2 separate regions of the Homo sapiens genome follow, and region 2 is linked to region 1. The links are chromatin loops, found by intact Hi-C in ENCODE. Cell type or tissue: Caco-2. All regions are shown on one strand. Links, peaks and the distances in the headings refer to the core of each region. The heading gives the core; the rest is flanking DNA.

What was found. A loop is a pair of places that touch in the nucleus more often than their neighbours do. Peaks named below come from ENCODE experiments on the same cell type or tissue, not always from the same donor. Only the 100,000 strongest peaks of a DNase experiment are listed, where the experiment ranks them.
Region 2: a loop joins it to region 1, with 12 times the contacts of the local background. A loop is called at or near these places in 1 of 110 quality-filtered maps.

Annotation. Positions count from the first base shown.
Region 1 is chr6:105,675,921-105,681,312 of GRCh38, reverse strand. No RefSeq gene overlaps it. Among named protein-coding and RNA genes, the nearest start is that of LINC02836, 46 kb to the right of the region's middle. In Caco-2, for the core only: no CTCF peak of the experiment used is centred there; a DNase peak (open chromatin) is centred at 2,492.
Region 2 is chr6:105,567,613-105,573,004 of GRCh38, reverse strand. No RefSeq gene overlaps it. Among named protein-coding and RNA genes, the nearest start is that of LINC02836, 62 kb to the left of the region's middle. In Caco-2, for the core only: no CTCF peak of the experiment used is centred there; a DNase peak (open chromatin) is centred at 4,634.

The sequences.
Region 1 (5,392 bases), core at 325-5,324:
ATTATGAGGTTTTTCATTCTGAATAATGAGAACAGAAACTATTCCTGGTCTTGTGTAATCTTCAATGAATGTTCTCTCCAGTCATTTTGGGTGGTTCTTTCTCTAGCCTTGAATAGTTTCCTCAAGAGCATGTGCTAATCATTATCCAGGTGAAGATTTAAGAGGACGACTCTTCAGATTTCCATAATATTCTCTCTATATATAACACAGCAACACCTATAAACAAGACTGACTGATTAGACTGTGACTACTTCTCTCTGTGTTCCTGTCTTGGTTTCCCAGAAATATTGACCTTCACCTTCAACTCCACAAGTCAATATTTCCTGTTCTTGCTTTCAACTTGATGTCACTGGATTCTTTCAAATCAGTAATGTCTCCAGTTTGTTTGTCTGTCTGTTTGTTTGTTTGAGACAGCATCTCACTCTGTCACTCAGGCTTGAGGGCAGTGGCATCATCTCGGCCCACTGAAGCCTCAACTTCTGGGGCTCAAGTGATCCTCCTCTGCCTCCTGAGTATCTGGGACTACAGATGTGTGCCAGCATGCCTGGCTAATTTTTGAATTTTTTGTAGAGACAGGATTTCACCATGTTGCCCAGGCTGGTCTCAAACTCCTGAGCTCAAGCCGTCTGCCTCCCTTAGCCTCCCAATGTGCTGAGATTACAGGTGTGAGCCACTGTGCCCAGGCGACATCTTCATTTTGATTGAAAGATTTTTGTTCCTGCAAGGAAATCAGACATTTCTCTTATTTTCTCTGATTTCTTGACAATTTTTCTTTGGATTTTGGACTTAGAAAAACATATAGATTTTCTAAGAAATGCCAAAATGGAATTCCCACACAATTTCACAGTCTCCCTTGCAGTTAACCTTGGCCACATGAGTAAGTAAATGAATAGAAAGAAATTGTCCAACTTTAAAATAAAGCCACTTTCTCTGGCCTTCCTTTATGTTCCCCTTATTGCAAGTATGGGGCTGCTGAGTCATTGTAGGTAATGCTGGTGAGAACAACACATTACAAATATCCAGGCCACAAGGTAGACAGAACTGAAGTCCCTGAATGTTGCTTACCTTCTTTGCTTTATGTATGTACCTACAGATTTTTTAGGAAGGCTTATATTTTTGTGTTTACTGATTACCTTTCTAACGATCCCCCCTATTTTTTAATCTTACAATAGTTTTTGCAGTTGTATCATTCCTATTTTATCAAATCACTTACATTCTATTTAATCCCTATCAAATATATTAAATGTTTGTTTCCTGTCCAACCATCGTAGTTTTCCCTGTTTTCCTTTTGTTGGCTGTAGCTCATTATCTAATAGTCTCCTCAAAAAAGGCTCATGGGGAAAATATTCTTTCAGTTCTAGAAAGCTGTTTGCATCCTTTATTCTTGCTGACTGTGAGGTCTCTTAGGATTACATTTTCTTTCTTTGAATATTGGCAAGAGTTATTAATCTGTTATCTTTTGCATAGAATATTGAACTCAGCCCGTTTTTGCTCCCTTATAAGTGAGTTCTTTCTGCCTGGCTGTGCAAAGAATTCTTTCTTTAATTGAAGGCCAATAACTGTATCATGATATGTTATAGTGTCATTACTCTGGATCTGTTATTCCTGATACATGTTTTAATTGCAGAAAAAGTTTCTTCAGTTAAATCTTTAGATTTTTGTTACGTCCCATTATTTTGTTTTTCTTCTTTTGGAATGCTAATTTTGAGTATGTTTGATATCCTTCTATATCTATGATTTTTCTATTCTTTAAAAATTTGTTTTATGTTTCTGATTTTTTTAGTGTCTATGCTCTATGTACCTTACTGTGCTTTCCACAAGGTTGATTCTTCTATGTCTTGGTTGGAATAAAAGGAAGATATGTGCATTACTAGAAGCAACGTACAACGAGAGAGCAAAGGAAAGTAGCTCAGACCCAAGGAAGATCAAATTAAGGTAAGGATGACGGAGTGTGGGAATGCAGCAGGAATCATGAGAATCCTAATTCTTAATGTTAATCTCTTCCTACCTTGTTATCATAACCTTTGGAGTAACTCTACCAACCTTCCCAGGGACTGACAAACAATACTGAAATCTCAGGAGTGTCTTTCTTTAAAGAGAATATGCCCAAGGAAAGGAACCATATAAGCTGAGATGTTAGCCCAAAATTACCATTATAATTTAGACTCACTTTCTTAGAGGTTGTAATAGAACATGATAATTTTCAAAGTGAAAATGAAAAGGAATAGGAAATCATATTTTGGTTTGGGATATACCTACCATTCTTTTTATTTTTAGGAATTATATAAGGATAGAACATTCCTTCAGGGAGAATGAGAAAGACAATAATAAGAATGGGATCTATACATGTAATTCATGTATACATATCTTTAGAGATGAAAGAAGAAAATATTTATAGCATCATTAAGCTAAACCAAGGTTATAATTTAAAACCCTCACACACTTATTACTCAAGTGAGTCTATTTATTGTTAGAATGATGACCCAGGAGGCGGGGCCATGTAGACAGAGATTAAACCATGCACCACATTTCTTTACATAGCAGGGAACTAGCAGAACTCATATATCACTTCAAGTTATCTGAAAGTCATTTGAGGTAAACCAATAAAAATGGTTTTACATTTGAAATAGTCAACATTGACATACTTGTAATTGCCCATGATTCAGGGTATTTATAAATAATGGTTCTTATTATGCAATACAATTGAGATGGCCAAAAGTAAAGCCATTTCATCATAAGTGACATAAATTTCAACCAGTCTTTGCAAAAAAATCTTATATTTTTAACAGGGATTTCAAAGTTCATCATTCCCAATCTAAATATTTTCTGTTCTCTGAGAGCATTTCCGTATACAGTCCTTTATTGCTCTTTTGCTTCTTCATTTGTTCAACAAATATTCATTGAGGGCCTACTGTATGTAATGTTGTGGGGCTAGATTAGATAAAGCCCTTGTTCACATGAAGTTTATATTCTATTTTGAGAGATAGAACAAGGAGACAGCCAGCCAGCCAACCATCTGATGTCAGCTTTGTACTAAGAATAACAAGCCTGGATAGAAACAGAGCTATGGGAGAGGTGGTATTGTCTCAGATAATGTGGTCAGAGAAGATTTCTCTGAGGGAATGAGCAATGTCTTAAATGAGAATAGCTGGGAAGGTGTGTTCCTGTCAGAGGGAACCCTAAGTCCAAATCTCTACATGTGGGAACATACTAAATACTCTGGGTATAGCCAGGAGGCTGCACAGGCTAAGAAAGCAAGTGCCATCAGAGAGTTGAAGAGGTTGGAGAAGGTCATATAAACAGGTCATGGGTCATATAAGATCTTGCAGGCCATGACAAGTGCTGTGAATTTTATTCTATGGAGATAATGGATTTATATCTATAAAAAGACACTGAGAGGTTCTGAGCAGAAGAGTGACATGACATAATTCACATTCCAAGGATGGTAGAGATAAGAGGTGGTGAGCGTTGTTCACATACAGGTCATGTTTTGAAGATTATAGCCAATAGGTCATGTTTTGAAGATTACAGCCAATAGGATATGCTGTTAGATTAAATTCATTGTATGAGAGAAAGAATAGTCTAGGACAATTCCACTTTTCAGCCTAAGTGCATGGTTGAATTTGGGAACCATTCACTGAGAAGCAGAAGATGGAAGAAGGGGTTGGATGACAGGGCTTGAACGAGTTCAGTTATGACGTGTTAAAGTGAGATACCTATTAGATACTGAGCAGGAGAGGTTGAGTAGACAGTTTGATGTCAAGGAATTCAGTGGAGGGTTCAAGGCTGGAGATAATAATCTGGGAATTTATTCATATACAGGCTATCTAAAGCCATGGGATTAGACAAGGTCATGTGAGATGTGAGCTTAGATAAAAGAAGATAATGTACAAGGATTGAATCCTGAGATATGATAACACTTAGAGTTAGGGAGAAGAGGTGAGTCCCACATCAAAGACAGGAGAGGAAGTAAACCAGGAGGATGGCACCAGAGAAACTAAAGGAGAAAAAAGTTTTAAGAAGATCAGAGCAGCTTTTAAAAGTGAAAAGTTGAAAAGTGTGTAATTGCGCTATGGTTATAAAAGATGGTATTATTAGAGGAAGCTATGTGAAAGTACTTAGGAGCCCTCTGAACTATTTTTGCAACTTCCGTGAGTCTAAAAGTATTTCAAAGCAGACATTTAAAAAAATAGTTAAAAGTAGTTTTAAGAAAAGGAGCAAACAAATGCTGCTGAGAAGTCAGTGAAGAAGAGGACTTGGAGTTGAGTGTTTAATTTGGCAACATGGAGCTCATTCATTAATGACCTTGCTAAGAGCAATTTCATGGAGTAGTGAGAACAAAAGTTTGAAATGAGTGTTTTCGAGAGAATGGGAAATGAGCATGTCAAGATAGTGAGTATAGACCATTTTTTGGAAGATTTTTACTATGAGAGAGAACAAAGAAATATGCAGTATGTGGAGGTGCACATAGGGCCAGGGAGCATTTTAAAACATAGTTAAAAGTTGAAATTCCAGTTGCTTAAGTCTGTATATTTCACTAACCACTTTTTTTATTGTAATCTACTAAATCATTTAATTCTATATTAGCTGATAATGGAATTTTCTTTTGCCATTCATGAGTTTTCTTCTATCCCCTCTAAATTATAATTTAATTAGTTTCTATAAACTTAATTCCTTGGGTTTTATCCTGTTATCTATCACTTTTGACCTAGTTTGCATCATTCAAAGTACTCGTCTGACGCTATCTTCCATGAGCTATTTTCTGTCCAGGGAAATATACAACTAACTCTTCTCAACAATTTTAGAACTCCAAGAACATTCTCACCTTTGCATAGACACGAGATTCAGATTTGTGTGCTTTTGCATGTGTTTAGCAGTTAATCAACAAAGTTCCTTTAGGAGCCATTGTGGAAGGAATATGCTCTGGGTGTTGTGAGGTTACAGAGGGATGGAGCATTTGAAGGGCCGTGTGCATTTCATGACTAAAGAAGCCTGAGCACTCTGGCTAGCTGTGGTTATGGCTCAGCTTAATGGGCTGACTCATTTCTGTGGCTGCTTTATAATTTTGTATCTCAAAGGGCCACCGTTCCTAAATACCTCCTGTCTCCTTCAGCATCTCCTGCCAACACTTGTAACTAAAATCAAATAGTCACGGCAAAGCCATGCTTTTTAACTGACAGTGCACACACCAATTATCTAAGTGTAGAGCAGGAAGATACACAGAGACTTCCCCCCCTCTCAATTGCTGGTCAGAAAGATCCAGCAACAACAAAAGACAAAGCATCTTGTTTCACAAAGCACATTAAATAGAGCAAACAGGCCTCTAACCCAATGGTTTAATTACAGTATAGGGCATTGTGGCAAACCATGCTTAGCCTTTCAAACCACTTGT
Region 2 (5,392 bases), core at 150-5,149, 110 kb after region 1:
CTTTTAGATCTTGTTATTTAATATGTTTATTACTAGTTGCAATTTTGCTTATAAAATATCCTGGTAGCAATATGATTGGGTGGCTTTATACTATTAATCTTTTATGTATTTCAAATTTATTTATTCTGATAAGAAGTTCCAAGAGCTTCCCCAGACTGGCAAATGGATCCATGGCACAAAAAGTTAAGACCCCCTGCTGTCCTTTGATCCTGGTAGCTACTCTGTATTGTAGGTAATAGTCTCATCCCCAATGTACAGATAGGAAAGATTGGGTCAGTTGCTAAAGGTACGCAGCTAATAAATAAGACAGCCATGTTTTACAATGGTTCTAGCTTCAAAGCCCATGATTTTACCCAGGACCTACACCTCCAGTTCCTCTAGGAAATTTCCAGGTGACCAATGTAGATCATGACAGTCAAGATACAGATGATCATTAAATAATATTAGTGTGAACTTGAAAATGTTTCCCTTGAGCTGCAGCAAGGATTATACAACAACCCATTTAAAAAGTATCGTCCGTGGTGATCACAAGTTTAAAGTATGAACAAGAAGACATTAACTGAGGAATAAGAAGAGTAAGCCCTAGGTAATGGTCATTGCAAAAAAGAGGGTGAAGACCTCAGAGACTCAGAGAAGGGCCCGTGGGGAGGTGAAAGGAGGCCAAAATGGATGATCCAACACATCCAGTATGACAAGGTTGTAACTAGTGACATTTATTTCTTACTCAATTGGTGACCACTGCCTTCTTTTTCTACATCTTGTGCTATGGTTTGAATGTTCCTCCAAAACTCATGTTGAAACTTAATTGCCATCGTAACAGTATTAACTGGTGGAACATTTAAGAAGTGACTAGGTCATGAAGGTTCTGCCTTCCTGGGTGGATTAATGCCATTATCACAAGAGTGGATTCATTATCACAGGCATGATAAAAAGACAAGTTCAGCCCCCATTTTTCTCTTTTTTGAGCACTTGCTTCCACCTTCCCCTTTCTGCCATAGGATGACCCTCACCAGATGCTAGTGTTGTGCTCTTGGACTTCCTAGACTCCAGAACCATGTGCCAAATAAACTTCTGTTCCTTACAAATTACCCAGTCTGTGGTATCCTGTTATAGCAACAGAAAACAAAGCAAGACTGTTTTTATTCCCCTTTCTTTCCTTTGTTTCCATTCAGTATCTAGTTTAGATTTTTATCTTACTTCTTCACATTCTAGTCAGTCTTCAGCTTGAAATAGAGGGAAATATGTCAGGTTGTATCCAGTGTAATTCAGGCTTATATGTTCATCCATCCATTTGGGCTTTCATAGGTTTTCACATGTGATAGAAAGAGATGAAGGATGCAAAGTAAGGCTGAGATTCCCCAACTAAGCAGGAAAGCACTAGGATTCCACACATATCATTTCTTTCATTTAGTATTTAAGTCATGTGCCAGATCCTGAGCTAGATCCAGGGGATACCCAAGTACCCTTCAGTCTTTCCAGGGTAACCAGATATTAACAAATACAAATACTATCCTCCCAAAATCTACTCTTTTAGTTGTGTAAGGGATGTAGATATGATAGTTGATGTAGATGAGACAGCTGTCTTCATTTTAATTAAAGAACAATGAGGATCTCTAGGACACCTCACCATTTCTGGGATACCACAGCTGGGAAATAGTCCACTAGGGGAATGCATTGGTGAGCTTCTACTACAACTATTCCTTGGCTTGATTCACTGCTATCAGTCTCCCAATGGTGTGGTGACTTGTGTTCATGACTCTTCATTCAGTGACTTGGGTGTAAATTCCCACCTCCACATTCTTAGAGAAAGCCTTGGGCAAGTTAGCCTCTTTGTGCCTTAGTTTCTTCATCTGCATGATGAAGTTGATCATATAATTCTCTTCCTAAAGTTGTTGTCGGGATTCGAAGATATGTAAAATACATGGCATCTGTGGTTTCATAAATGTAGCCATTTTTATCACAACTGATACGAATACCATTACCTTCTCTGCTTATCTGCTTTGCCTCTTAAATCCCAAAACTACAAATAGATTTCATTTCAGTGAGGAAAGGAAGGCTCAGGGATTGATGAAAACAACATTTCTCCTGTCAATTATAGATGTTTTTTGTGGCAGAGAAGATTATGAAACAAATTTCCCCAGCTCTTTGGAGAGACAGAAAAGAATGGCTAAGAAGAGCTGACTCTCTCAGTGACAGAAAGGCATGCTTTCAGCAAGGTACCCTCTAAGGGATATGAAGCTTAGGTTACCAAGGCATTGTAAGTTTTCACAATCGTGCAAACATAAATGATTAACCCATTTTAAAGCTTTGGATATTAGAGCTTTATTCTCATATCATTCTTAAGGCTTATACTCAAGGATCGGTGTAGAGTCAAAACCACATAATGATGATGACCTTCTGATAACCGAAGCTGGTTTGATGGCCACTAGATGGAGAGATTAGAAAAGTAGCTTGTATTGAACTACTATCACTATCAAGCACTATGTGTAGGAATTTTTATATATTCTTGAATCATCACAATAGATCTATGAAATAGGAATTGTAACTGCATTTTGATGAGAAAACTGAATTTAACAAAATTGAATAATTTGTCAAAAAGAAAACCCAGCCAGAAAGGGGCAGCATCAGGATTTGAACACTGGGACATGTGACTGCAGAGCCCACATCCGGTCACATATACCACCCTAGGCACATGGTGTGTTAAATGTGCCACTAAAGTAGCTGTGAGATATTAGCTTCACATGTGAAAAACTGCCTCTCAATCCCACCTCCATCCCCCACATCACAAATTAGTTTATATTCATTATCACTGAATTTCACAAGCCCACATGAGATTAAAATCCTTATTGGTATCATAATCTTTGTTAAACCTACGAAGAATCCATAGCCCCATAACAAAATGCCATGTCAAAGGTTAAGCCGAACTTAGAAAGTGAGTGATTTAACTAAAAAGAACATGCTGACTAGTAGGTTTCTCTGGATAAGAGTAAAGAGGTTCCAGTAGACTCAGAACTTGTCATTTGTCAAAGTTCACAGGAGGGAAGGTGTTATCTTTTTCTGTCTAACTCCAGGTTCACAAGACAAGGCATATTGCCAAAAAAAAGTCAAGAGGTTATCTACCGTCAACATTAGGAGGATCTGAATAGTCAGGGAACAGTGTTTGGGATGAAATTCTCAAAGACCTTATCCTTGGGCCAATGGTTTTAAAAGTGAACTTTTTCTTTCTATTTGACATTCATGAATCATATCATAAATAACTGGCCAGGATTATACTTAGCCTGGGTATTAACCATTTCATAGCTCTGTGTCTGTTTACCCATGAATCTCCTCTTCTCTGAAACAAATGTATACTTTCTGCTGACTTTTCAAATAAAATTCAGGTGAGCTGTGAAAGTGCCTTGCACTCGTTCAAAAAGCTAATCCCGTAAAGTCAACCATAGATAAAAATGTATGGCCTACAGTATTTACCTTCATTGCACATATGTGATGTTTTCTCATCTAAATTTTCTACCTGAAGATACTTTGCTCCCAAGAAAGCAGGTTCTACAATGATGTTTGTGAATTTTTTATCCAATCTATAACCTATTGTTTTCTGGCAATGCCCATGCCAGAGAGGGTTGGCCTTTTGGGGTGGGAGAGGGATACACTACCTGTGGGGGCGCCCACAAGCCAGCTCCCATAAGGACCACCATCCAGACAAACAGCCCTCAAAGTTTGACCAGCAAATGAAATTGCCCCAGAACTGTTCAAATGTGAAGTTGAAAACTCTGGGGACTTTTCTCCTGGGTGGTGAGTATGGGCAAATATATTAACTCACCATTTCAATTAAACAAAAAGAATATTCAAAATAAAAATCTTCCCAACATGCATAACTAAAGAGAGGCCAACTCACTCATCTCTCTGGGGTCAGTTTGCCTTCTGCAAAAAGTAGAACTGAAATAGACTACTTCTAAGAGGCTCAATAATGCTGGTGTTGATTCTAACTTTAGAGTAATCTAATTGCAGAGCAATTTGGAGACTTTACAAGTAGATAAAATGGGAAAAGGAATTTGCTGAAGATTTGAGATAAGTTAGAATTTTAATTCCATTTCTCTGGAGTTTCCCTCGGGGCCTGCTCATTCTTTACCCTCCAATTGGCATTTGGAATAGCACAAGAATCATTTTATAAATAAAGAGCTGGGGAGAAAGGTCAAGTTAACAAGTTAGTATCATACATTATTTCATTCAGTGACTATTTACCAATGCCTTTTATCTACTAGACTTTATGCATAGAAATAAGGTTGATCAAATCATGTTTATTTTTTAAAAGAAAACACACCCAATTTTATCTAATGAAAGGCAAAAATGACCAAATTTCCTTGATATGTATAATCATTCTGTCTTGTTTCTACTTTGAACGTTATTTTTTGGCATGGTGCAGGTAAGGGAACACACCAAAAAAATCATATCATTCCTCTAGAGAACTTTGAAGCAAGAAGAGATCATAGTCTCTAATTCCATCATGTGATGATCAACATATTGACCTGCTGCTCAACCATTATCAAAGTCTTCACCCAGTTTTGAAATCCCAAAGGGCTGCATCTGTCCTTGGCCCAAGCATGCCATTCTCATTAGTATGAGTGGGATATATTCTTACAGGCAAAGGGCAATTTGTAGCCCCAATTCTGCAAGAAAAACCGTGATTCATGTAGACATTATCTTAGTCCTGGCTTCTCATAAGCTAGCTTATCTTATCTACCTTGCACCTTGGCATGTTTTCTGTTTCTACGAGTCTAACTACACAGTGCTTTGTCTGAAACTCTGGATGATAAGGGCTTTTTGTTCTCATAATCTTTTTTAAAAACCATATTCAATAATCAAGTAAATGCAGATAGAACATTTATTTTTAAAACTGCTTAAACAGAGACTGGGAATATTTGTGGACTAATGGTGTTGAGCAAAGACAGTCTATAACAGGACAATAACTACCTGCCCTGAAATGTGTCAGAAAGCGGGATCCACTTCTCCTCCTCCTGGCCCAGGGGGGTTCACATGCACCAGTGCTTCCCTAAATTCTCCATTGAAGGGTATCCCACTCATTAACTGAAATAGATGCTATGGGGGAAAGGAATAGCAGATGGTGTGGGGGAAAGGGCTACTTTGCAAAGATTATACTTAATCATAATTAATAAAGAAAGAGCGACAGAGCCCAGCAAATATGGTATCTCACCTGCTGTAAGGATGTCCAAGTTAAGAAGTACAGTTTTCAATGGGAATTAGTCCGTTTCCAGAAGATAGATGGAAGGAAGGCACAGCAGGGAGAAGAAGGGGATAGAATTCGCATTCAAGAGCTGCTCTGATGGCAGCTCCCAGGGAGGAAGGGTCAAAGTGAAAACAAGACGGTCAGGGCCCG